Regions from separate parts of the Homo sapiens genome. Here all the other regions are linked to region 5. A link is a loop called in an ENCODE intact Hi-C map of the cell type or tissue named here. Cell type or tissue: GM12878. All regions are shown on one strand.

The links. Peaks named below come from ENCODE experiments on the same cell type or tissue, not always from the same donor. Only the 100,000 strongest peaks of a DNase experiment are listed, where the experiment ranks them.
Region 1: it touches region 5 in a loop (8-fold over the local background); 24 of 110 quality-filtered maps call a loop at or near these places.
Region 2: a loop joins it to region 5, with 4 times the contacts of the local background. A loop is called at or near these places in 17 of 110 quality-filtered maps.
Region 3: it touches region 5 in a loop (4-fold over the local background); 17 of 110 quality-filtered maps call a loop at or near these places.
Region 4: it touches region 5 in a loop (8-fold over the local background); 10 of 110 quality-filtered maps call a loop at or near these places.

Annotation. Positions count from the first base shown.
Region 1 is chr20:41,230,090-41,235,089 of GRCh38, reverse strand. All of the region lies in intron 2 of ZHX3 (zinc fingers and homeoboxes 3), which reads left to right. Among named protein-coding and RNA genes, the nearest start is that of MIR6871, 64 kb to the right of the region's middle. In GM12878, a CTCF peak has its summit at 2,556 (motif pointing right); a DNase peak (open chromatin) is centred at 2,649.
Region 2 is chr20:41,061,761-41,066,760 of GRCh38, reverse strand. The region is part of intron 3 of TOP1 (DNA topoisomerase I); the gene reads right to left. Among named protein-coding and RNA genes, the nearest start is that of TOP1, 35 kb to the right of the region's middle. In GM12878, CTCF peaks have their summits at 2,109 and 3,151 (motif pointing right); a DNase peak (open chromatin) is centred at 2,190; H3K27ac peaks cover 2,080 bases.
Region 3 is chr20:41,076,351-41,081,350 of GRCh38, reverse strand. It overlaps TOP1 (DNA topoisomerase I), which reads right to left. Exons shown (of 21, transcript NM_003286.4): 5 at 3,714-3,769; 6 at 1,171-1,266; 7 at 111-186. Among named protein-coding and RNA genes, the nearest start is that of TOP1, 50 kb to the right of the region's middle. In GM12878, a CTCF peak has its summit at 2,806 (motif pointing right); a DNase peak (open chromatin) is centred at 2,880.
Region 4 is chr20:41,171,071-41,176,070 of GRCh38, reverse strand. It overlaps PLCG1 (phospholipase C gamma 1), which reads right to left. Exons shown (of 32, transcript NM_002660.3): 25 at 3,782-3,878; 26 at 3,426-3,650; 27 at 3,194-3,342; 28 at 2,537-2,651; 29 at 2,258-2,419; 30 at 2,060-2,148; 31 at 1,760-1,947; 32 at 1-1,604. The coding sequence ends at 1,562. Among named protein-coding and RNA genes, the nearest start is that of MIR6871, 4.5 kb to the right of the region's middle. RefSeq lists an enhancer at 2,507-2,556. In GM12878, a CTCF peak has its summit at 2,764 (motif pointing left); no DNase peak of the experiment used is centred here.
Region 5 is chr20:40,966,009-40,971,008 of GRCh38, reverse strand. No RefSeq gene overlaps it. Among named protein-coding and RNA genes, the nearest start is that of TOP1, 60 kb to the left of the region's middle. In GM12878, CTCF peaks have their summits at 2,095 (motif pointing left) and 4,782; a DNase peak (open chromatin) is centred at 2,072; H3K4me3 peaks cover 993 bases; H3K27ac peaks cover 292 bases.

The DNA of each region.
Region 1 (5,000 bases), 260 kb before region 5:
TTCAAAATTATAACTGTCTCTCATGGAAAAGAGGCTGCCTGCTGGTTTGGCATGGGGATAAGTGAACTAGCTGAACTATACTCATTTCCTACTAAACAATGTATAGCTGAATGCAAGTGAGAGAGACTTACAAGGACAACCTTGAACTATCTGCCAGTTTGTTCAAAACAAAACCAAAGAAACTTACCAACTCTTGTATTTCATGTCAGCAGTGACAAAGGCTTACTGAGCTCCCCAGTAGGTGCCTGGCCCTGCATGCTGCTTCTAGAATGCCAGCAGGAAGGCCTGGCCGAGCAGCCAGCTGGCTGTGGAGCCCTTATTCTAAGACTATGCTGCCACTTTCTTGTGACACTGGAGTCAAAAGCAAAAAGGGGCTTGCAGCCAGTAACCAAAGGGCTGTATTCAAGCAGTGACCTATTTTTACACTGTAATCGGGTTGGGTTTCCCTTTTTCCCTCGCGAGGCAGTAATCTCAAATTCTTCTGAGTGCTCAAGAAGCCAGTTCCCTGTTACCTTTTTGGCTTAGTTGTTTTTCACTTTGACATAGGTCACTCTTAACTTGAGGACAGGAATATCTGTCCCTTTTCCCTGATTTGAGGGTAGGAGTTGGTTTATGTGTATAAAATGGAGAGATAGGAAAACATGAACCAAGGTAAGGAGGATAGATGGCTTCTGAGGAGGAACAAAACCAGGTGAACTAGATAGACAAAGGTATTTGGGATCATAGGTCCAAGGTTCTGCCCTTTCAAACCCTAATCACACATATGAACTAATTACTTAGCTTAGTCATCAAATTTTGCTTGTGCTTCATATGTGCTGAGTGTCAGAGGCGTAGTAATAAAAAGGTAGAACTCTTGCCTCAGCCCACAGTTTTGTGGGGGAGGAATCTTGTACCCACAATTGCAATGCAGTGCCACCAGTGCAACAGGGAAGTTGGGCCCGAGTGAGGCTGTTAGATGTTGCTGGGGAGGGGGCACCAAGAAGGGTATCAGAGGAATTCCTCCTAAGCTTCTTAGTCAGACCCTTTGCTACTCCAGCCTGTCTCGCTTCCATCAGATCAGTGCCTAGTCTGTACTGCGTTTTTTGTTTGCTTGTTTGTTGCCATTTAGGTCTGTGCTATGTACAATCTGCAAGGGTGAGTTCTTCAGGTGGGATTTTCATGTCTCTTCAAGGAGACCTTTGGGACTGGAGGACAGTGTGCCACATGGCTCCATTCTTCAAAAGGTGACATGTCTTGGGACTTTATGCCTAGGATGATACATATTCCTGTCTTGTCTGCCTGGACAACTTCTTTTCATCCTTTAAGACTTGTTTTTAGCATAAGTCCTGCTCTCACAGGATGTAAGTTCTGTTCTGATGTCCTGATAGTTCTTGTCCGGTCTCTCCATTGCCTTTTTCCTCTGTTCTTGGCATGTAGAGCCTTGAGCTTCAACTCATGCTTCAGCTGATCTATTTACACCCGTATCTATCCATGTTCCCCTACTGCACTGTGAATCTCAGACACAGGGCATATGTTTTATTCACCTAGGACATACCAGTTGCTTAGCAATGGTGAGTCACATGAAGGAAGTATGTGTGTCATGTGAATGAAGTTCCCATCTGGCAACAAGATGGCTAAAGATACTGAGAGGGCTGCAAAAGATTCTTGATTGGGTCTCAAACTTTTTGAGCTCATTGAATGTCTTTTGTACTTAAAAGGATATTAGGAAGGTTTTGCAGCATAAAGCCTAGGAGGATGTAAAAAGTGGCCGGCTGGGATTTGGCAGACAGAGATCAGTAAAGAAGGGTGTATACACCACAACATAGCAGGGAGAATGTCTAAGGGAACACCCCCATTTAGGTGTTGCTTAACTTTTATATGTAATGTACTCCTGAACACAGGGCAAAATTCACATTATCTGGCAGATGTTATCATGTCTCAGCATTGCATGGTCATGTGCCAGCTAGTTGTATCAGAGTCTGAATTCAGCATTCAAAAGGTGATTGGGAAGAATCCAAGTTTGCTATAGGCAGAAGTTGAGGTTGCTTGTGTAACAGGCTTCCTGGTACCTCCTGGTAACAGGGAGAAATGCATCGCAGGTGCTTGATAAAGATGGATGTAGCGATTAAACGAACCCTAAGACCAGCCTTGTGTAAGTTTCTCCTGACTCTGTCATGGTTTGGAGCTTACATTTTGAAAAATACTGATACATATCAAGAATTTTCCAGCCGGGCGTGGTGGCTCATGCCTGTAATCCCAGCACTTTGGGAGGCCGAGGCGGGGGGATCACGAGGTCAGGAGATCGAGACTATCCTGGCTAACACGGTGAAACCCCGTCTCTACTAAAAATACAAAAAATTAGCCGGGCGAGGTGGTGGGCGCCTGTAGTCCCCCGCGGGAGGCTGAGGCAGGAGAATGGCGTGAACCCGGGAGGCGGAGCTTGCAATGAGCCGAGATTGCGCCACTGCACTCCAGCCTGGGCGACAGCGAGACTCCGTCTCAAAAAAAAAAGAAGAATTTTCCTAGATTAGAAGACAGCTATGTACACCAGAGGGTGCTGTGTTTCAATTTTCATATCTCTTTCTTTTCCACTCCTGTGGTTGTATGCTACGTGATTCATTTGAGGACTAGCCAGTTGAGAATTTGCCCTCAACAAAGGACTGTTGAAGACCTGAACACACCCTACCCACTTGCTGCTTTCCCAGCATAACAGATGAGTTCAGACATGGCTACACCACACACTCCCCAGGTCTGCTTTGCTGTATACTAGTTCTTAACCATTGAGTTCTTTGTTTAAAACTAGACCTTTTTTTTTTTTTTATGCTGCAGCGTAAGTCCATTTTCAATATTCTTTCTCTGGTGAAAATGGAGACCATCTGGTCATCATTCTCTGTGTAATAACAATGATTGAAGATGGTTATTAAGTCACCCTTCGGCCTTTTCTCTTGCCTAGGCAAAATTGTCTTCGTTTCTGTGGCCATTACCCATAAATCTCATTTTCCAACCCTTTAATCATCTTGGTGGCTTCCTTTGAAAACAACTTCAAAGGCTGTTTCACTGCCTCTATTTTGGTGGGGTCTGGGCTGTCAGCGTCTAATGGTACGGAATGTGGTTGTTTTAACCATCTAGTTTCCATAGCTAGTTTCCACATCTCCAGGCCAATCACTATCATTAACCATTAGGAGGTGCTTTACCATCTTTTCACTGTGATATACTTTATAAATATTATTGATTAATGTGTTGCTTTGACTGAATACAAATTTTAGCTTGTGAATAATTTTAGCTGTTGGCTGATAGAATTTTACACCCTTGTTTATGGCATTTGAGGTTCTTTTCTAAGCTATTTGATTCTAAGTGAATATGTTATCTCTTATTAGAGGATATGTTAATTTTCCTGCATTTTATTCATTTATTAACTTAACATCTCTGATTGCCTACCATGTGTCAGGCTCTGTACTAAGGATTGAGGACCCAAAGATGAACAAAACATGGGGCCTAATTCAAAGATTTCACAATCTGGAGAGAAAGTCAGCCACATACAAAAAAATTATAAGGTAGAATGTGCTATAAAAAATGATTTAGGTACAGTGGAAGTTTAGAAAGGCTTCACTAAAGATGTCGTATTTGAATTGGGTCTGAGCATGAATTAGTCTTCAGGTGAGGGAGGGGGTTAAAGAAAACTCTAATGAAGGAACTCTAGTATGTGTGAAGGCAAGGAGGCTGGTGTGTTTAGGTTGCAGCAAACCAAGTACAACCAGGCTTGGACTTGAGTGACTGGAAAGACAGGAAGATGCCATGCTGAGAAAAACTGCCCATGCCAAGCTGAGAAATGTTCAGCAGAAACATAAGGTGAGCTGCATATGTCATTTAAAATGTTCTAGGAGCCACATTTTTAAAAAATCAAAATTAACAAGTCAAAAAATAAAAAGCAATGGGGGGAGATTAAATGCATATTACTAAGTGAAAGAAGCCAATCCAAAAAGGCTACATACCTGTATGATTCCAACTATATGACATTCTGAAAAAGGCAAAACTATAGAGACAGTAAATGATCAGTGGTTGCCAGGAGTTAGGGAGGAGGGAGGGATGAACAGGCAGAGCACAGAAGATTTTTAGAGCAGTAGAACTATTTTGTATGATATTATAATATTGTAGATACATATCATTATAAATTTGTCCAAACCCATAGAATGTACACCAAGAGTGAACTCTAATGTAAACTGTGGACTTTGGGTGATAATGATGTGTCAGTGTAGATTGATCAGTTGTAACAAATGTACCATTCTGGTGGGGAATGTTGATAATGGAGTAGGCTATGCATGTGTGGGGCAGTGGGTATATGGGAAATATCTATACCTTCTGGTCAGTTTTGCTGTGAACTTGATCTAAAAAATAGCCTACTAAGAAACACAAGTCAAATTAATTTTAATAATACATTTTATTTAACCCAATTTATCAGAAATACTAATATTTTAACATGTAATTGATATAAAAGTTATTAACTAGATATTTTACTTTTTTTGGTACTGAGTCTTTGAAATCTGGTCTGTATTTTACATTTACAGTACATCTCAATTCACATTAGCCACATTTCAGATACTCAGTACATACATGAGTACCTATGGCTAGTGGCTGCTGTGTTGGACAGGGCAGGTCTTGAAACCTGGACTTGCCTGACTCAGAAGCCTCAATTCTCAGCCACAGTGATATCCTGCTCCCTAAGTACTATAATGATAAACACAAGAGGAGAGGAGCTTTCAGATGATCATCTAATCCCATGACGTTAGCTGTTGCTCTCCACACTGCCCGGTGGCTCCAGTCTGAAGCATCTAGGCAGTGCTGTCCAACAGAAATACAATGAGAGCCAATACGTGATAAGTGTCCTATGGGCCACATTGAAACAGTAAAAAAAAAAAATCTAAGAATATATTTAACCCAATATATGCAAAATATTATTTCAACATCTATTTAATATTAAAAATTGTTAATGAAGGCATATAGACCAATGGAGTAGAATGGAG
Region 2 (5,000 bases), 96 kb before region 5:
AACACAGTAAAACCCCGTCTCTACTAAAAATATAAAAAATTAGCGGGGCATGGTGGCGGGCACCTGTAGTCCCAGCTACTCGGGAGGCTGAGGCAGGAGAATGGCATGAACCCGGGAGGCGGAGGATGCAGTGAGCCGAGATTGTGTCACTGCACTCCAGCCTGGGCGACAGAGCAAGACTGTCTCAAAAAAAAAAAAAAAAAGAAAAGAAAAGAGGCACAAAAGTACATACAACAAATTATTGAATTTACCTACAATATGATCTTGGAAAAGTATGCTTTTAAATAGATGTAAAAGTGTCATCTCTGCACATCTGTAGAGCAGTTCACAACTGAAGAGCTTCTATATTTATTGACTCCCATGGTTCCCCTGTGAAGCATGTATCAAGATGAAGATGAAGAAACTGAGTTGAAGAAGGTTAAGTAACCTAGCCAAGATCACGAGACTTAAATGGATGTACAAGGATGAGGATTTCTTCTAAAAAAATCACATCCCTTTTTTTTTTTTAAGAGAAGATTTTTGTAAAACAGGACAGGGCCAAACTTATATGTCTCAAAGCCCTTTATGTCACTTTTACTGTATCTTTCCTCCCAAAACAAAGTAGAATGTGTTAGAGAAGATAAGTTTTCAAAAGCTTATGTTTTAAATATTAACCTCTTTCTTCTTAAAGTCTTTTGGAATTTCTTCTTACAGCCTAGTAATATAAAAATCAACATTCTTCATCTGATCTGTAAGCAGGTCTCTCACCTCCTCAGATGATACTGTTCACGGTCAAAGGTTATCTAATTTTTTTTTTCACACCACATCAATTAGCACAGTAAAAACATAGCAGGCAGCCACCCATTGTTGGACATGATCTAGCAATTCTACTCCTAGGTATACACCCCGGAGAATGAAAGTGGAACTCAAACATGTATTTGTAGCCAAAGGGTGGAAACAACCCAAGTGTCCATCAACAGATGGATTTTTTTAAATGTGATTACAGGCATACAATGGAATATAATTCAGTCATAAAAAAGAATGAATTTCTGATACGCTACAATACGGATAAACCTTGAAAACATATTAAGGGAATATAGAACAGATTTAAAAAAGATAAATATTGTATTATTCCACTTATATGAAGTACTTAGAATAGGCAAATTCATAAAGATAAAAGGTAGAAGGGAAAGAGAAAAAAAGACAAAGTAGAAAGATATTGGGACAGGGGAACAGAATGAAAAGTTATTATTTAGTGAATTCAAAGACTGGGATGATGAAAAGTTCTGGAGATAGTGGTGACAGTTGCATACTATTGTCAATGTACTAAATGCTACTTTAAAACAGTAAATTTTGTTATGTTTATTTTACCACACACAATTGTGTGAAAAATGAGATAAGCCAAAGTGACTTAATAACTATCCTATAGAAGATTAAGAGTACGTGAGAAGAAAGAGAGATGGGAATTAATGTACCCATAGATCATCCACTCATTAATTCAATAAATATAGACTAGTAAGTGCCAGCTATCTGCCAGGTACCATACTAAGCCTGAAGGATGCAAAATGAATACAAAAGGCTGGGCGTGGTGGCTCACACCTGTAATCCTAGCACTTTGGGAGGCCAAGGTGGGCAGATCACTTGAGGTCAGGAGTTTGAGACCAGCCTAGTCAACATGGTGAAACCCTGTCTCTACTAAAAATACAAAAAATTAGCTGGGTGTCGGGGCACGCACCTTAATCCCAGCTACTTGGGAGGCAGAGGCAGGAGAATCACTTGAACCTGGGAGGTGGAGATAGCAGTGAGCTGAGATGGCACCACTGCACTCCAGCCTGGGCAACAGAGTAAGACTCCGTCTCAAAAAACAAACAAACAAACAAACAAAAAACCAGCCCCCCGCCCCACCCCAGAAAAAACAAAAAAGATCCCAATTCTGCTTTCAGGGACTTTAGAGTCCAGGAGGCCATAGGGAAAAGTAAAGACACAATTAAATATAATAATTATTACACTAGGAATATATTCAAGGCACCAGAGAGCACACAAAAGTGGCATTTAATATGAGAAGGAGGGTAGAAAGGATACCTGGAACAAGTCAAGTCTGAGCTGCAACTAAAAGAATGACAGCAAAGGGGCAAGAGAGTATTACAGAACCAACAGCATGTTTAAAGGCTTAGCGGCATCAGAAAACATGCTATGTTTAAGGAACTGAAAAGAAGTTCACAAGACCAAATATGGAATGTGAAATAAGGATAAACAGCAAAACAGGTAGCAGAGAAAAGACAGCCAAAAACTGTTAAGGAATGACTGTGCATTAGAAAGAGGTGAAAAAGGTGGCCAGAAAGATGGAGAGGCATGGAAGCATTAAAGCCAAAGAAGATGGTTTAAGGAGAGTGGGGTCCAAAGTATGAGCTATTTTGGCACATTTCGTGTGCACTTAAAAAGAATGTATTCTAACATCATGGTAATGGTACAGAAACACTAACAGCATGGTAATGGTACAAAAACAGACACATAGACCAAATGGAACAGAACAGAGAACCCAGAAATAAAACCACACACCGACAGCAATCTAATCTTCAAGAAAGTCAACCAAAATAAGCAATGGGGAAAAGACTCCCTATTCAATAAATGATGCTAGGATAACTGGCTAGCCATACGCAGAAAACTGAAACTGGACCCCTTCCTTACACCACATACAAAAATCAATTCAAGATGAATCAAATACTTAAATGTAAAACTTAAAACTGTTAAAAACCCTAGACGACAACCTAGGCAATACCATTCTGGACATAGGAACGAGCAAAGATTTCATAGCAAAGATGCCAAAAGCAATTGCAGCAAAAGCAAAAATTGACAAATGGGATCTAATTAAACTATCAACAGAGTTAACAGACAACTTACAGAATGGGAGAAAATATTCACTAACTATGCGTCTAACAGGTATAATATCCAGAATCTATAAGGAACCTAAATGATTCAACAAGCAAAAAACAAGTAACCCCATTAAAAAACAAGCAAAAGACATGAACAGACATTTCTCAAAAGATGACATACAAATGGCCAACAAATGTATGAAAAAATGCTCCACGTCCCTAATCATCAGAGAAATGCAAATCAAAACCACAATGAGATATCATCTCACACCAGCCACAATGGCTATTAAAAATCAAAAACCAGCAGATGGCTCACAAGGCTGCAGAAAAAAGGGAACACTTATACACTGTTGATGAGAATGTAAATTAGTCCAGCCACTAGGGAAAGCAGTTTGGAGATTTCTCAAAGAACTTAAAAAAACAACTACCTTCTGATCCAGCAATCCCATTACTTGGTATGTATCCAAAAGAAAACAAATCATTTTACTAAAAAGACACATGTACACACATGTTCACTGCAGCTCTGTTCTCAATAGGGAAGACATGGAATCAACCTAGGTACCCAGCAATGATGGATTGGATAAAGAAAATGTTGTACATATCTACCACGGAATACTATACGGTCATAAAAAAAGAACTGAATCATGTCCTTTGTAGCAACATGGATGCAACTGGAGGCTATTATCCTGAGCAAATTAAGGCAAGAACAGAATACCAAATACCACATGGTCTCATTTTTAAGCAGGAGCTAAACATCGGGTGCTCATGGACATAAAGATGGCAATAATAGACACTGGAGACTACTAGAGCAGAGAGGGCGGTAAGGGTTGAAAAACTAATTGTTGGGTTCTATGCTCAGTACCTGGGTGACAGGATCATTTGTACCCAAACCTCAGCATCACAGCTATATACCCAGGTAACAAAGTTGCCTATATGTACCCACTGAATCTAAAATAAAACCTGAAAAAAATTAAAAGCGGAAAAGTAGACAGAAAGAAAAGAGAAAATTCTAATATTGTTGGATGGGAAAAACCTATAAATGTCGATTAGATCAAGTTGGTTGATACTGTTCAAGTCTTCCATATCCTTAATTATTTTCTATTTGGACTAAAAATTATTGAGAAAGATAGTAAAATCTCTGACCATAATTATGAATGTTTATTTCTCTTTGCAGCTCTATCAGATTTACTTCATGTATTTTGAGGCTGTGACGTTAGTGGATAAACATTTATAACTGCTATGTTCTCCTAATGGGTCCCTTTTATCATTATGCAATGAACTTCTTTATCCTTGGCAATATTCTTTGCTGTACGGTAGATATTAACATAAGCTAGACAACTATAAACTAGAAAAGATGTAGAGTAGATTCAACTACTGAGATTAAATTTACCAGAATAATGAAAATGGAAACTAGATGATCAAGTGATAAGAGATAAGTGAGGGATAGGGAAAAAAGGCCACAGGCATGATACATGATTCCCAAAGAAATGTCCCCAATAGAGAAAATTAAATCTGGTTATTTTAATGATTCGCGAAAAAGAACAGACTTAGAAAGCAATTCTCACTTTAACTTGTCTACAGACAATCAGACAAGTTAATAAAGAAGTTCTAAGAACTCTACAATGGAGACACTTGTTCTAATGTGTGACAGATCTTTACATTCCCTAACCTAGCTCAGGCCACTATGGGAATGGGAATACCATATGGCTTTCTCACCAACAACTGTCTTTAAATCAGAATGGAAGTACAAGTCCTCATTTTCAATAACTAGATTTAACCACTTGCCTCCTACACCAAAAAAATGGGAGCAAAATGAACAAAAGAAACATCTTCTTGAGGCTTGCATCCCAAAAGGCAGCACTATTGAGTTTCATTCATATTGGTGATTGTAGGCTTTTGTGGGAGCCGAACTCCTCTGATAACATGATGAAAGCTACAAATAGTCTCTCCAGGAAATCTCATATACTCAACCATTTGCATATAATTTCAGGGGCTAACAGACCATGGAAGCCCAAGTTAAGAATTTTTAATGTAAACTCTTTAAAATATAGAAAGAAGAAAAAAAATCAGGTCTCCAATCCAGTTACCTTTTATCAAGGCAAGCTTGCTACAGACTTGATTAAATGCCATCATGTGTCACAATGAATC
Region 3 (5,000 bases), 110 kb before region 5:
GTTATAACAAGCCAATAAATATCTAAAACTCATTTGTCTTAAGAAGTTGCTTACTGGAAAACTCCCACTTCCAAACTCAAGCCCCAAAGGACCTAAGTCTCTTTACTAACCTCTTCTTCTTCTAGTTTTCTTTTCTTCTCCTTCTTGGTATCTTCTGTTTTAATTTTCTTAGGTTTATAATCAGCACTAGAAAGGGGAACATGAATACACAGTTAACATAATTATGATTCAGGAGTTCTCACTCATAGGAGACCTACAAACTCTTGGATGCCTCCATGGCAAGAGTAATCACTGTTATTCTTGGCTGGGCATTCTACGGTCAAGACTAACAGAAATAGAGAAAATAATGAAGGTCAGACCAAAGAGTAATAGTTATAGCCCTATATAGAACAAAACAAACCACTTACACCGGCCTGGAAGCAAAATAGGGTGGGGGGATATATGCAGAAATAAATATCATTATCAGATGAAAGTCTGGGAAAAAAAATAAAATAAAATAAATAAAAATAAAAGATGAAAGTTTGGGAACCAAACACACAGCACACTAGCTACCACATAGCAGTAACTCACTGGAATGTGGAGGAAAGAAATTCTATATTGAATGAATACAAATGAGTTCACTAAGTATTTCCCTTCTCCCTTTCCATCCAATTTCTACTATAACAATAGCATAGTAAGCTATATAAGAGTGAAAATAATGAATATAATTTAATCTCATTGAATCTGGGGAAAGAGATACATGTAAGCCTCGACCGTTTTATGAGCAGTTTTATTATTTTTACACACTGAAACTTCACTTAGAATGTCTGACAGGAATAGGTCTAAGAGAAACTGCTTTAAGTTATCTGTGGTAGGCAATAAGAAATTTTAAGTAACTTAAATAATTTATTCTTCATGAATTCTGTATTATTTGAAATTTCTACAATAAATATCTATTGCCTTTTCAGTAATAAAAATTTATATAATCTTCATGTAAGCCTTGGGTATACTACTTGTTTAGCAAACTCTACTTCTCATAGTTCAGAGAAATCAGTCCATTAATCACAAATTCCAAATGAGTAAAAGCCAATTAATGCAGTTTCTATATGTATTATAAAGAAACACATCACATTTATTCTTTAAACTCCTCCTTTTTGTTTTCAAAAGTCAAAGTTTTAAGAAAATACTCACTCATCCTCATCTCGAGGTCTCTTTAATGGCTTTATATCCTCTTTAGGAGGAACAAAATAGCCATCATCTTCAGGTTCATCTTTAATTTGTGGTGGACTAAAGAGAAAAAAAATTGCTGGTCAGAGTGCTAGAACATCTGTATTCTATTAATACAAAGAAGGAATATGTCATTTCGTTGAAAAGAAGCTAACAGAAATAAGGATAACCACGTACATATCATGAAGATGTTCTGTGAGCACTTTTTCTCACTTCAATCCTGTGAAGTAGATAGTATTTGTCCTCATTGTACAGGTGAATGGGCAATATCAGGATTTGGGATCAAGACTCTTTATTCTAAGTCAGAATTCTTTCTCACTATTTCTTAGCTATCTTTGCCAGCATGGCACGAACCACTCCAGAAATAAACCTAAGGTGTTTTCTTGCCTTACATGGAAACCTACCATATATTTGACCCCACAATCTGAACTGATTGTTCCAGTACTCTAAAAGCTAAAGTACAGCTTTTACAAGGAAAGGAATAAACATTGATTTCCCCAACTTAGTACCTTAAAGTTCTAAAAATGTGGCAATAACGTACATGTATATCTAGCTACATGGAAAAATAACCAAGCTGACAACATTACAACAAAAGTAGGGCACGTGTTAAACCAGAATAAACAGAAGGTATCCTATGCCAAATCTATTCATTGTTCAACGTCCTAACTTAGGTTTACTTTATATACAGAAGAGTGTCTCACTACTATTTGTTAAGATCTTACCTTCAAAATATAAATATAAAAAGACAATCCTTTGAGACAAACATCTTGAACCAAAACAGAGAAGGAACAAGTAAAAAACACCATAGAGCCCAGCAATCACTGCAGCCATGGGATGCTCCCTGGCCTGGCACATCTCTTCAGAACCTCACTGCCTTAACTTAGTACAAGAAATGGCCTCCTTACATGCAGCTGCCCCCTGTGGAGGGATCCAAGGATTAAGAATCCCGACCCCACTGCAAAGTATATTCACAGGGTTTCAAGAGTACCTCCGACCAAAAAAAGCATACTGGGTCCCCTTGCTTGTGATAGAATTTGAATGTTTAAAGAACTTATTTTAGCACCCTAACCAAATGCCAGCTTCTACAGCTGTTCCCCCTCCTGCCTGAATACTGACACAGACCCTAGGGTCCAGAAGGAAAGAAAGCCTATCATTTACCCAACTAGTTAAGTAAATGCTAGATCCTAAGTTTGTCACACTGAAGACAAAAACTGTGGGAAGGGTTACTTAGGTCTGAAGGAAGAAGTCCTAAAACAATTTACCTGAAAACTGTATTCCAGTGAAGCATCTGGATTCTCTACAAAGACATATACACAAGCCAGCAAGGAGTCCAGCAAAGTGAACATAGAGACCACTGCCTCAAAGAAGGCTGTGTTCCTAATCTTCTAACCCAAAAAGTCTGAAAATGAATTCATGACTATGCACCAAGTCCAAAAAATTTATTCATATCAGTTTAATAAAAATCCAAGGCAGTCTCTTGGCAGAGATTAGCCCAGCAGTGCCTCCTCAGTCACTTTATCTCAGAAATCAAAATTCCTAGGGCAGCTTGCAGCTCTAATGCTTCCTGAATTGTATTATTCTGCATTCCTAGAACAATTATGAAACATGCCTGAAGAGGGCACCTGCTTTTCTCCTTGTCTAAAGGACCCCAGAGTACCAGGCACAATTGTCAAAAATTTTAACAAATGAAACTGAAAGTTCAAAGATTCAAGGAAGCAAAACTCTCAAAGTGTTTTGTCCCAGTCAATAATGCAAACACTTACAACCATTTCTAATAAATCCTTTCTGTCATTCAGTGAAGTGAGAATATGTAACAATAAACATCTAGTTGTTTCGAAACTAGAGGGGACCTCTGGGCTTATTTTAGGAAATTGAGGCTGAGGAAAACAAAATTATAAAGGTAAAAACAGTATAGGAAGTAACCTCTAGATTTTGCGCATTTTCCTCTCCTTCTAGAAAAGAGATAACATAATTCTACCCAAATCTACACTCATCCCTAACATGTAGGTCAAATGATCTTTTATATATAAGCCTCCCAATATTACTAATGATGAAATCAGACTAAGTGATTTTTCAGAAAACTCCATAATCGCTACTGAATATGAAGTTTCTTTTTAGAGAAATGAAAATGTTCTGGAATTAGTGAAGAGGCTGCAATACCTTGTGAATATACTAAAAAAAAAAAAAAAAAAAAAATGGTACACTGTATACCATTAAAATACAAATTTTGTGATATGCAAGTCAAATCTCAATTTTTAAAAATCTCTCCTGTCAACCTTCTCTATTCGAAATAACCTTCTGGAAAATGTGCTGGTCAGTCTCACTATATGGCACTGTAGAAAGGCTCAGGTTGGCTTAGACCGAGTCTTCTCACTGCTGAGCTTCTGGGAACCATCAAGATGGCCAGGTCAGTGGGTTTTGGGTTAACTCAGACAACACTACAACACAGGCAGCTGGCCTGCTGTCCACCCAGAGAAAGGGAAGCCCACGCAGCAGCAAAGTCTTACCTAGAGAAGCCATTTTCCTTCTCCTTCTTTATTTTTGCATCCCCAGAGGCTCGAACCTGAAAAGTAAAACAACAGTAACTAGTACCTTGAAAGGACTAAATTTGAAGAAACCTCTTTTTGAGAATATGTAGCATCAGTTCCTGGGACATCATGATCACAAGCTGGCTCTTATGTTACCAAAACTGAACAGATGAACTAAAGGTCCTGAAATGTGTCCAAAACTCGTTTTTAACAATTCTTCTGGGTGAAACTGTCCAACTCACTGAGAAAGGTTTCCCTTAAAAATGGCAGCTTTTTACTTTTAAGTGGTGGCAGGTCTCTTTTCCCCAATAAATACATTCCACTACTCAAGAATTTGCCATTGGCAGTGCAGAGAGGAAACAAAAGCAAAAACCAAACAAACAAAACATATAAACTGGGCCAGATGTGATGGCTCATGCCTGTAATCCCAACACTTTGGGAAGATGAGGTTGGAGGACTGCTTGAGGCCAGGAGTTCGAGACTAGCCCCGCCAACACAGTGAGACCCCCATCTTTATTTAAAAAACAAACAAACAAAAAAGTAGTCTATGCCCTGTCTTCTATTACTTAGGCAAAGTATACTCATGACCCCCTCCCCTTTGACTTCCTGCTTTCTAGATTCGTCAGAAAATTTATCTTTCAAAAAAATCTTCATATATACACACAAAGGGATACACACACACATACAGATATACAGAGTATCTATGGAAGAATACAAAACATAATCAGTATAGCGGTTGCCTCTGAGAAGGATGGGAGACAGTGAGTCAGGGGTGAAGAGATGTCTTCTTCACCATATTCCTTATTTCATAGTATCTGAATTTACCAAGTACAAAAATTACTTTTTCAAAGCTAAAATAAAAACAATCTCTTTTTAAAACTATACAGAGTACTATTCATTCTCAGCTGGGTGAGCCTAGTCATTTTTAGAAGGCTTGCACTGGTTATGCTGGAACCAAATGCCACAAAAGACACCAGCATCACTAAATTTTCACTCGGGAAGAACCTTTAATGAACAGAAGACCATCAAGGCATTAGGCCTTCTCCCAAAAACAATTAATTTTCCCTAATGCATTCTCAATGTATTCATTGGCAATATAAAGTAAAAAAGGTAATGATATGGACAGATCTGCCACTGTGAAACATATGGTGGTAAAAGGCTTAGTTTTTATAGTTTAAGACTACAGTTTGCTCTAAATTCTCCTGACAAGAAACCTTTCACTTCAAGACCAAGGGATCTTACTATGCAATTAAGATATCTGCTTTC
Region 4 (5,000 bases), 210 kb before region 5:
CTGGCAGTGTTAACGAACTGAATGCAACATTTTTGAAAGGAGAGGTTTCTGTGGAACTGGAAAGGGGCTCTGGTTGTTTCCAGCTCACCACCAAAACTGGCTGGCCACAAAGAACCCAGGCAGGATGTACTCTGCTCAGACACACCCTCAGAGGGTGGGCAGGAGAGAGTGGACCCACAACTCCTGTTAGCCCAGAGGAGGGGTTACAGCTCTTGCTGCTTAACCTGAGAAATTTCCAGAAATTTCCTACCTGCTTCTACTGCAGAATAATCATCTGGCGACTGTTTCTAGTGAGCATGTCCCATGCAACAGGCTTTCCTGAGCCCCCGAAAGAGCATACAAGTCAAAGGAAAAAGGACATGAGGATGATTTATTTGGCAGTCAGATCTTAAGAGGGCAGCAGAACTAGCAAATGGCCAACCCTGAGCCCAAATGTGGGCAGTAGGTTTGTGTGTGCTGAATGCTGGCTATGCTATGAGGCACCTTTGCGCCCACGGGCCTGGACCCCGGCCTCTGTCCTCAGAGGTGAGGGCTGCCTTTCTAACCTTCCCATCTCCATCCCTGGATCTTTTTACCAGTTAGAAGCTGCAGCAAGGATGGCAGCTTCATTCAGCACCTAACTGCCTGTACCCCACCCACCCAGGAGTCAGGCAACTCCTCAATCCCTTTTTCATTCCTCAGGGAAAGCATACTGAGTCTTCTTTGACTTAAAAACAAAAAACCTCACCAAAATAGGCTCTGCTATTTCTTCTCTTCCCACCCTGGCCCGCCCCCCATTCCTGACAGTGCCTTACATCACAAACTAAGTCCTCTTAACACAGCAGGCAGCCCACCTGCCACTCTCCTCTCCAAGGTTTCCCTACAGGGGTGAGGAGCAGGAGGAGTAAATAACTTAGTTACAATACCATTGAGACGAAAAATAATACTGCTATTTTTAACATGATCCCCTGTATCTTTCAGGCTGGGTCATGTTCCCAGCCATGGGCAATGTGCCCTTGTGCTGTGTCCTCCTCCTCAGGCAGGGCAGAACCCTTCTCCATGCAGGCCCTACATTCCTCTGCCCTGGCTCCAGGGCCAAACTGCAGGGGCATCTAGCTTCTCACCCTGCCCAGCTGTGGTTTTAAAGCTACAGGACAATGTAAACTTTGTTTCCCTGGCCCAGCAAGGCTCCTCCTCCTCCTCCACTCTTAGGAATGTCAGTAGCTCCTTGGAGTCTCCTGTGCCACTGGCTGAGGCAGCCTCTCTCTCCAAGGGGCTTCGGCCATGGTCCTGGCCCCACAAGATGGAAGGATCCATCTCCAGAAGTCAGGGCCAGATGTGTGTGCTTAATGCGAAACACAGTACAGTTTTTGCCTTCATCCAGAGCTGGGGCATGGAGGCCCAAAACAGTAATAACATCTCATTAATGGCTTGGTTTCTGTCTAGCATTCACTGCTGGAATCCAGGCTTCAGGCTGCGAGACCCGGAAGGCCGCCACAGGGGGCTGCTTCCAAAGAACCCAGTTCGCGGCATTCTACAAGGCGCACAGCACCTGCTGCTCTCCAACGAGGCTGGGGTACAACTAGAGGCGGTTGTCTCCATTGACCCGAGTCCTTCTTGGGGCCCTGGACAGAAGGGAAGAGTGTCCTTACTGGCAGGCAGGGCCTTGCAGCCCAATGCCAGACAATATTACAACTTTTCTACCCAGGAGAAAGAAACACTGAAGAAGGAGGACCTAGCCACTGCCTTCCTGGCTCTAGCACCCCTCCATCTTCCTCACCTTCGTTCTCGACTGTCAAAATGGTCTGCGAGATGCTCCTGGGAGATGCGGAAGTCCTCAAACGGCTGCTGGTAGCGGGATTCAAAGGAGCCTTCCCGGGCTCGGCCATGAAACAGCTGGCCTGAGGCATCTGAGCCCCGCTCCCGCAGGGACGTACCACTGAAGGGACTGAGGTCACCATTCTCCTGCTTCAACGAAGCCAGGTGCACAAGAGGGTCAATGACTCCTCTGCACTTCTAGAGGCTGCTGCCTGGCTCTCCTCCCACCTACCCCAGGCCAGCCCACCCCTGCTGCAGATACCTTGGCAGGGAAAATGTCAATCTTGATCAGCAGGGAGGCCAACTCCAGGTCCTCACTGTAGTTGTTCTTCAAAGGCACTGCTCTGTATCCTAGGAGGAGGAAAAGCCTGGCCCTCAGCCCACGAGGGACAGAGCAAGGGGCCCAGCCCCACCCTGCCAGCAAGATTGCAGGGGCACTGCCTCCAGGAATGGTCCTCACCTGTCTTCAGGCCTTTTACTGGGAAAGTAGCCTGAGCCAGGAAATTCTGGTCACTAAACATGTCTTCCTCATACACCACGAAGCGCAGAAAGGCAAATTCAGGGTTACTGATCTGGAAGTGGAAGGGCTTGGCTGGCCATACAGGGTTGAGTCCATTGTCCACTGTGAAGGCAACGACAAAAGGCTTCAGGTCACCGTGGGAGAGGATGGGATGACTGGTGGGGAGAGGCTTGCAGTGCCCCAGCAGGATGAGGAGGATGACTGGGAAGACAGACTGACCCACAAACTCTGTCTTCTGCTTGGTGCTGTCATACTCAGCTCCAGCCACCTCAATCTCCACAAAAGGACACACAATGCCTCGGCCATTCTTTGGCAGATGTCGGGCCCCCAGCACCTGTAGGCAGACAAAGAAGGGCCTGGGATTGTCCTTCCTGCTCCCTCCAATTCCCCACTGCGGAGGCTCAGTCAGCATCTGTGGAGTGGAGGCAGCGCGCCCTCTGCTGGGCCCCCGGGACACTGCCCATGGAGTCCCTCACGACATCAGGGACCCTAAGCTGTCCAGAGCAGCTGCTGCCTGTAGTTTATCTGAAGTCTGAGCTTTAGCCAAAATTTCCATGTGAGTTTTGCAATCTACTTCATGTTAAATCCATTACTATTTTAACACAGAAATCTTTTAAATGACCTCCCCTTAGGGAAAAAAAAGATCTCATCAGAACAAAACAAGTCATCAGAACAAGTCACACCATGGCTCTGCACGTCCTAGATGCATACAGTGACTGCATGCTATCTTCACCCCTTCAAAGACTCAGCTCAGGCCCCACCCACCCTGACCACCTTGATGCCTGAAAATACCTACTTTTGGAGAACTCAACATAAACAGACTCCAACGGCAAGCAGCCCCTTTCCTACCCTGAAGCCCAGATGAGCAGCACCCACCTCAATAGAGATGGCACATGGCTCCAGCCCGCGGAGGCTGCTCTTGTCAAAGGGGTCGAAGGCCTCATCCCGCATGGTGCTTGGCTGCAGCACGTAGCCACAGTGCCTGCCCGTCATGAAGAGGGCCTGGTTCATCTGCATAGGCTTGTCTGGAAGAGGCAGATTATGGTGTATTCCAGTCCAGCTGCCCCACAGTGCCCCTCCTCACCCTCCTCACAGGGGACTTCCTCACCAGGGGTCTGGAAGTTGAGGGCCACAAGCTGACTGCCACAGATCCACATGGGCAAAGGATCGTAGTTGGAGGAATCCAGTCGCTGGCCCTTGGGGTAGATGCGGGAGAGCTGCAGTCGATTGTACTGAAGGAACTTCTTGCCTTTGGCCTTGTTCACGTATTTCTCAGCCTTGGTTTCCGGGAAGGATGACATGTCCCGGTAGCAAGCACGTTCTGTGCCAATCTCTGGGCCAAACAGGGAAAACACTTACAGAGCCCGCCCACCCAGGAAGTGTTGGGGGGATACCTAAATACTCTTTTTGCACCCACCAGGCCCTCCAGGCACATGCACACCCCGCCTGGGCCCTGGCCCTTACTCTCTTCATCAAAGGGAACAGGCCGGCAGTAGACGACAAGTTCAGAGAGCTCCAGGGCAATCTTCTTCCTCCGTTCCATTATCTTCCCTTCAGTGAGCTGGTGACACACACAAGGCCCTGTAGCCCCAGGCTACAGCCCTGCCCAGGAGAAGGAAGCCCCTGCCAACCTTGGGCATGCCCACACTGCAGGTGCTCTGGGCCCCTCTCCCACCTTCCCCTGTACCTTCCAGACACCACACCCAACAGTAAATGAGGGAGCTCTGTCCTCAGCCTCATCCTGAAATCATCTTTCCTCTTTTCTGTCCCAGAGGACACATTTGCCCTCCAACCCTCTTAGGGGGGGTGGGGGATACAGACTCCTCATCACCACCCATGTTCCCAGTGACCTTCCAGGGATCCTGGAATTGGCCACACTCCCAAATGACACTTTCTGACCATTTATTACCCAGCCTCATGCTGGGGTAAAAATGATTCTTCTGTGTTACCTGTGACTGCACTGGGGATACAGGCCCCTGGCTTGGTTTCCATCTGTGTCCTAAGGATGATCCTCACTGCCTCAGCGCCCCCAACTCAAATATAACCACCCACTCTTCATGGCAAATCTCCATGCCAAATCTCTACAGAAGCCCACTTACAAGCACCCCAACCCATCCTCTCCTGGAGGACTTTCTTTCAGTGGCTTTTTTTTTTTTTTTTTTTTTTTGAGACAGAGTCTTGCTCTGTCGCCCAGGCTGGAGTTCAGTGGCGTGATCTCGGCTCACTGCAATCTCCACCTCACGGGTTCAAGCGATTCTCCTGCCTCAGCCTCCCGAGTAGCTGGGATTACAGGTGCCGGCCAACATGCCCGGCTAATTTTTGTATTTTCAGTAGAGACAGGGTTTCACCATATTGGCCAGGCTGGTCTCGAAGTCCTGACCTCAAGTGATCTGCCCATCTCGGCCTCCCAAAGTGCTGGGATTACAGGCGTGAGCCACCACGCCCGGCCTCAGTGGCTCTTACATTCAGACTCTTCCCTTTTCAGCCTAGACCCCCAGATCCAGTCCTTCAACCACCTGGTATGCCAGCACCTTTTCCTTCTAGGGGACAGCCTGGCAAGCACCCTATCCCTTCTCTATTTGGCTTGCGGGTGCCCTCTCCAAAGCAGCTACAGACCCATCTACCAAATGCACTTGGTGAAAGGGCCACCAAGTAGGAATTCCCTAACCCTTGAGAATACTTC
Region 5 (5,000 bases):
CTGAGGTTCCTTGACTTAATTTCCTCCCTCTGCTTCTATCTGAATTTTCTCCTTTTTTTTTTTTTTTTAAGTCAGAGACTCGTTCTGTCACCCAGGTTGGAATGCAATGGCAAAATCTCAGCCCACTGCAACCTCTGCCTCCCTGGTTCAAGCGATTCTCTTGCCTTAGCCTCCCAAGTATCTGGGATTACAGGCACCTGTCACCACACCTGGCTAATTTTTGTTTTTTTTAATACAGACAGGGTTTCACCACATTGGCCACGCTGGTCTTGAACTCCTGACCTCAAGTGATCTGCCTGCCTCGGCCTCTCAAAGTGTTGAGATTACAGGCATGAGCCACCACGCCTGGCCTTCTCCTTCCTTCCTTTTGATTGTCCAGATCCTGCTCCATTTTGATTCCATGCTCAGTGCTATGTGATCCTGTCCTGGAAGGGAAGCCAAGTGGGTCAGTGTTGAGGGTTCTCAAGGCTCTACCGCTGCAGTCCCTTAGTCCTTGCTGACTCTCACCTGCTCCCGGACTGGGCGAGACCCTCCCAGCTTCTGCTGCTGTCTCCAGTTGTCCCTCCTTGCTTCCTCGTGAATACCTGCTGGCTCTTTTGGGATTCTCCTGTTCTTAAGTCCATCAGAGGGCTCCTTGTTTCCCTCTGTTGGCTGCTGGATGGGGCACCAAGGGCCAGAATCTAAACCAAGGAAGCCTCCCTGGGGGAACGTAGGGGGACCTGATGACATGTAGGTGGCTATGGGAGGGCTGTGCTTCCCCGCTTGTGTTTTGGTGTTCATGGGGATACCTTATCATCTAATTTTAAGCGAACATTGTCTGTAGGTTTTGCTTTTGCTAATCTGACCTGCTTATTTTTATTTTTTATTTTTGAGACAGAGTCTCACTCTGTTGCCCAGGCTGGAGTGCAGTGGTGCGATCTCAGCTCACTGCAACCTCCACCTCCCGGGTTCAAGGGATTCTCCTGCCTCAGCCCCCCAAGTAGCTGGGATTACAGGCGTGCATCACCATTCCCAGTTAATTTTTGTATTTTTAGTAGAGATGGAGTTTCGCCATGTTGGCGAGGCTGGTCTCAAACTCCTAACCTCAGGTGATCTGCCTGCCTCGGCCTCCCAAAGTGCTGGGATCACAGGTGTGAGCCATTGCGCCTGACCTGACCTGCTTATTTTTATGTAGAAATTTGGAGGGGTTCAAAAACTGCGCTGGCATTGCTACCAACCATCTTCCCAGCCAGTTCAGTATTTTTGATGCCAGGTGCCATACTGGGCCACAAGGAAGAGGAGATGTAATGATAAATGTGTGTAAAAGCGTGTAAAGTGTCCGGTCATCCTAAGTGTCCTGTAACCCAGCTGATCCTGCCTTCCGCTGCCCTGCAGCTAAAAGCAGGCTGCCTGAGCCAGCAGTGGCAACCCACTCAGGTCCCCTTCCACACTGTGGAAGCTTTGTTTTTTCACTCTTTGCAATAAATCTTGCTGCTGCTCACTCTTTGGGTCCACACTGCCTTTATGAGCTGTAACACTCACCGCAAAGGTCTGCAGCTTCACTCCTGAAGCCAGTGAGACCACGAACCCACCGAGAGGAACGAACAACTCCAGACGTGCCGCCTTAAGAGCTGTAACACTCACCGCGAAGGTCTGCAGCTTCTTTCCTGAGCCAGCGAGACCACGAACCCACCAGAAGGAAGAAACTCCAAACACATCCGAACATCAGAAGGAACAAACTCCGGACACGCCGCCTTTAAGAACTGTAACACTCACCGCAAGGGTCCGCGGCTTCATTCTTGAAGTCAGTGAGACCAAGAACCCACCAATTCGGGACACACAGCCACGCCTGACCCTCTTCCTCAACTGCTGCCGGCTTGACCTCTGGTCTTTGTTCCTGGCTCAGGGGATGGGGCATGCAGTAGGGCACGTCCCCACACTTGCTGTCCTGAGGCTGGGGGACCCCCTGGCCTTTATGCCCTTGTCTTGCCTGCTGGAATGTTTCTGAAGATTTCCTTGTAGAGTGGGTTTTGAAGAAGAGAAAAGAAAGACCTTTGCTCGGCGGCCCGTAAAAGAGATGGTCCGGAGAGCAAGGCCCTGCTGTGAGCATGCCCCGCCATCTGCTGGCCATTTGCTTAATTGCAGCGAGGAGGGCCGTGGGGGCTCCATGCCTTCATACTCAACCAATGACTTGGGTTAATTCCTTTTTCCCTCTAGCTGAAAACGTTGTATTTATTAAATACACCGTTAAAGTAATGATAATAAAGGCAAGCAAATAAAAAGTTTTCCCACACGGCCTCACCCTCCAGACAAGCGCATCTTTTTTTTTTTCTTTCTCTTTAATCATAAATAAAAGTGTGGGCTGGCACAGTGGCTCACACCTGTGATCCCAGCACTTTGAGAGGCTAAGGCAGGAGGAGTGCTTGAGCCCAGGAATTCAAGACCAGTGTTGGCAACAAAGTGAGACCCTGTCTCTACAAAAAAATAAAAAAAAATTAGCCAGGTGTGGTGGTGTGTTCCTGTAGTCTCAGCTACTCAGGAGGCTGAGGTGAGAGGATTACTTGAGCCACAGAGGTTGAGGCCGCAGTGAGCTGTGATTGTACCACTGCACTCTAGCCTGGGGGTCAGAGTGCGACCCTGTCTCAAAAAATGAAATAAAATAAAATAAAATAAAATGTGTATTTACTGTATGGAGACTGGGCCCCTGTGTCCTTCCCTTCTGGCTCTGGAAAAGGGGAGAAAGAGCTCAGATTCTGTAGCCCCAAAATGTTGGCTTTAAATCTCACTTCAGTCACAAGCTGGGCGAGGTGGGCTGGTTAATTCACCTCTCCGTTTATGAATCTCTGTGAATCTCTGTGTGTTAGGCAGGATAACATCTCTCCCCGCTCACCACCACCAAAAAAAAAAAAAAAAAAAAAAAAAAAAAGATGTGTGTATCCTAATGTCTGGAATGTATGATTATCCCGGATTATGCAGGTAGGCCTAACCTAATCACAGGCATCCTTAAATACAGAGAACCTCTTCTGGCTTCAGTAAGAGAGATGTGACATTGCTGGCTTCGACGCTAGAGGAAGTGACTATGAGCCAAGAAACATGGGTGGTCTCTGGAAGCTGGAGAAAGGAAGGAGATAGATTTTCCTGAGAGCTCCCAGAAGGAACACAGCCCTGCTGACACCTTGATTTTAGCCCATAGGGCCTGGGTTGGACATCTGACCTCCAGTCAGAAAATAAACTTGTGTTGTTTTAGCCACTGTGTGTGTTAATTCGTTGTTGCAGAGATAGGAAATGAGTACACTGCATTATGTGGGCAATAATAGTACCTATTTCTCTCTCTCTCTCTCTTTTTTTTTTTTTCCTGAGACAGAGTCTCGCTCTTGTTGCCCAGGCTAGAGTGAAATGGCACGATCTTGGCTCACTGCAACCTCCACCTCCCGGGTTCAAGCGATTCTCCAGCCTCAGCCTCCAGAGTAGCTGGGATTACAGGCTTCCACCACCATGGCTGGCTAATTTTTGTATTTTTAGTAGAGACGGGGTTTCACCATGTTGGCCAGGCTGGTCTCGAACTCCTGACCTCAGGTGATCCACCCACTCAGCCTCCCAAAGTTCTGGGATTACAGGTGTGAGCCACTGCACCCAGCCTAATAGTACCTATTTCACGGGGTGGTGGGGAGAATGAAACTGGAAAACTGTGGGGGGTGCTTTGTAAATTGTAAAACATTTTATAAATGTCTTAAGGTCTCCTTTAGGAGGATGTCCCTTTATTATTTTACTTATTCCAGTTATTTTCTGAGCATCTACTGTGTGCCAGGCATTGCACTAGTTGCAAGGGGTTACAGGAGTGAACATAGTCCCTTCTTTCATGGGGCTTACAGGTCACGCGGGTAGCAGGACATTAAAAGGCCATGCAAGCATATGCATCACGGAATTATAATTGTGATGTGCGCAATGAAGGGATTGTCACAGGGAGCTGTGAGAGTGTGGAGCCAGGAACCTGCCAGACCTCAGGTTTCAGGCCCCAGGCTTTGGGCAGGGTCTCCAACCTCTCCAGGTCTCATTTTCCCACCTAGGCTGGTCCGCCCTGATCATGGATAGGGTGCCAAACCAGAACTCAGGCCACAAACAGCCTCCTAGGGGCCATCAGATGGGTCTATGCTCATCCAGAAATCTGGGGCCTTACAGGGAGACTCCTGTGCTGGTACATTGGGTGTTGGGGTGTGGAGTCCTTGTTTGAGTTCAGTGAGGTCAGAGCTGCTTGGAATGATGGGCACGGGAGAAGGCAGGGCTTGGCACATGGCCCCAGACTGCGAGCCCTCAGGCCTTCATCTTTTTCTTTAACAATTTCAGAATACGGCTTACCAGGCTGGGCTGGGCTCAGGCCTGTGGCTGCAGGGAGTGAATCTGAGTCGGGGTTCAAGGCCTTGTGGCCACAGATGAGGGGACAGCAGCAGGGACACTTTATTGGGCTCTAGAATCCTCTCTCTAGTGGCAACCTGAGCTGCCCTGTGTTGTCTCCTGGGTTTTCCAGAGCTGCCTGGTAGCCCTGCCCTAGGCCTCCTGTGAAATGAACAGGATCCTTTGGAAACAGACTTCCAGGGGGCACAAGACAGTCCCTGTGCCCCAACAGACCACAGAATCTTATCCTGCTAGTGGTGCTTTTTGATGGGGACTGGAGGCTCACAATGAATTGCAGAGTTGAGACAAGCAGAGGACCCTCAAGGCCAAGCCTGGGTGCAGATCAGAGTCCCAGGGGACCCCATGCCAGTGAGAGACCAGAGACAGAGCAGGAGCTCTGCTGTTACCTGGTGGCAGATTTCGGAACTGCTGTTGGATCAGATGCCTCCTCTCTTGGGGTCTCGACTTTCAGTTCCACCCTGTTTAGCTCAGCTCATCTCAGCTCCTGACAAAGTGGACAATAGAGAGGGCCCAGAGAATAAATTTGGTAGAGATGGTGGCAAGTTTGGGCCATAGAGTCCCTTTTGCCTTTCACTATCCTAGCACTGGCCAGGTTCACCATAGTTCTG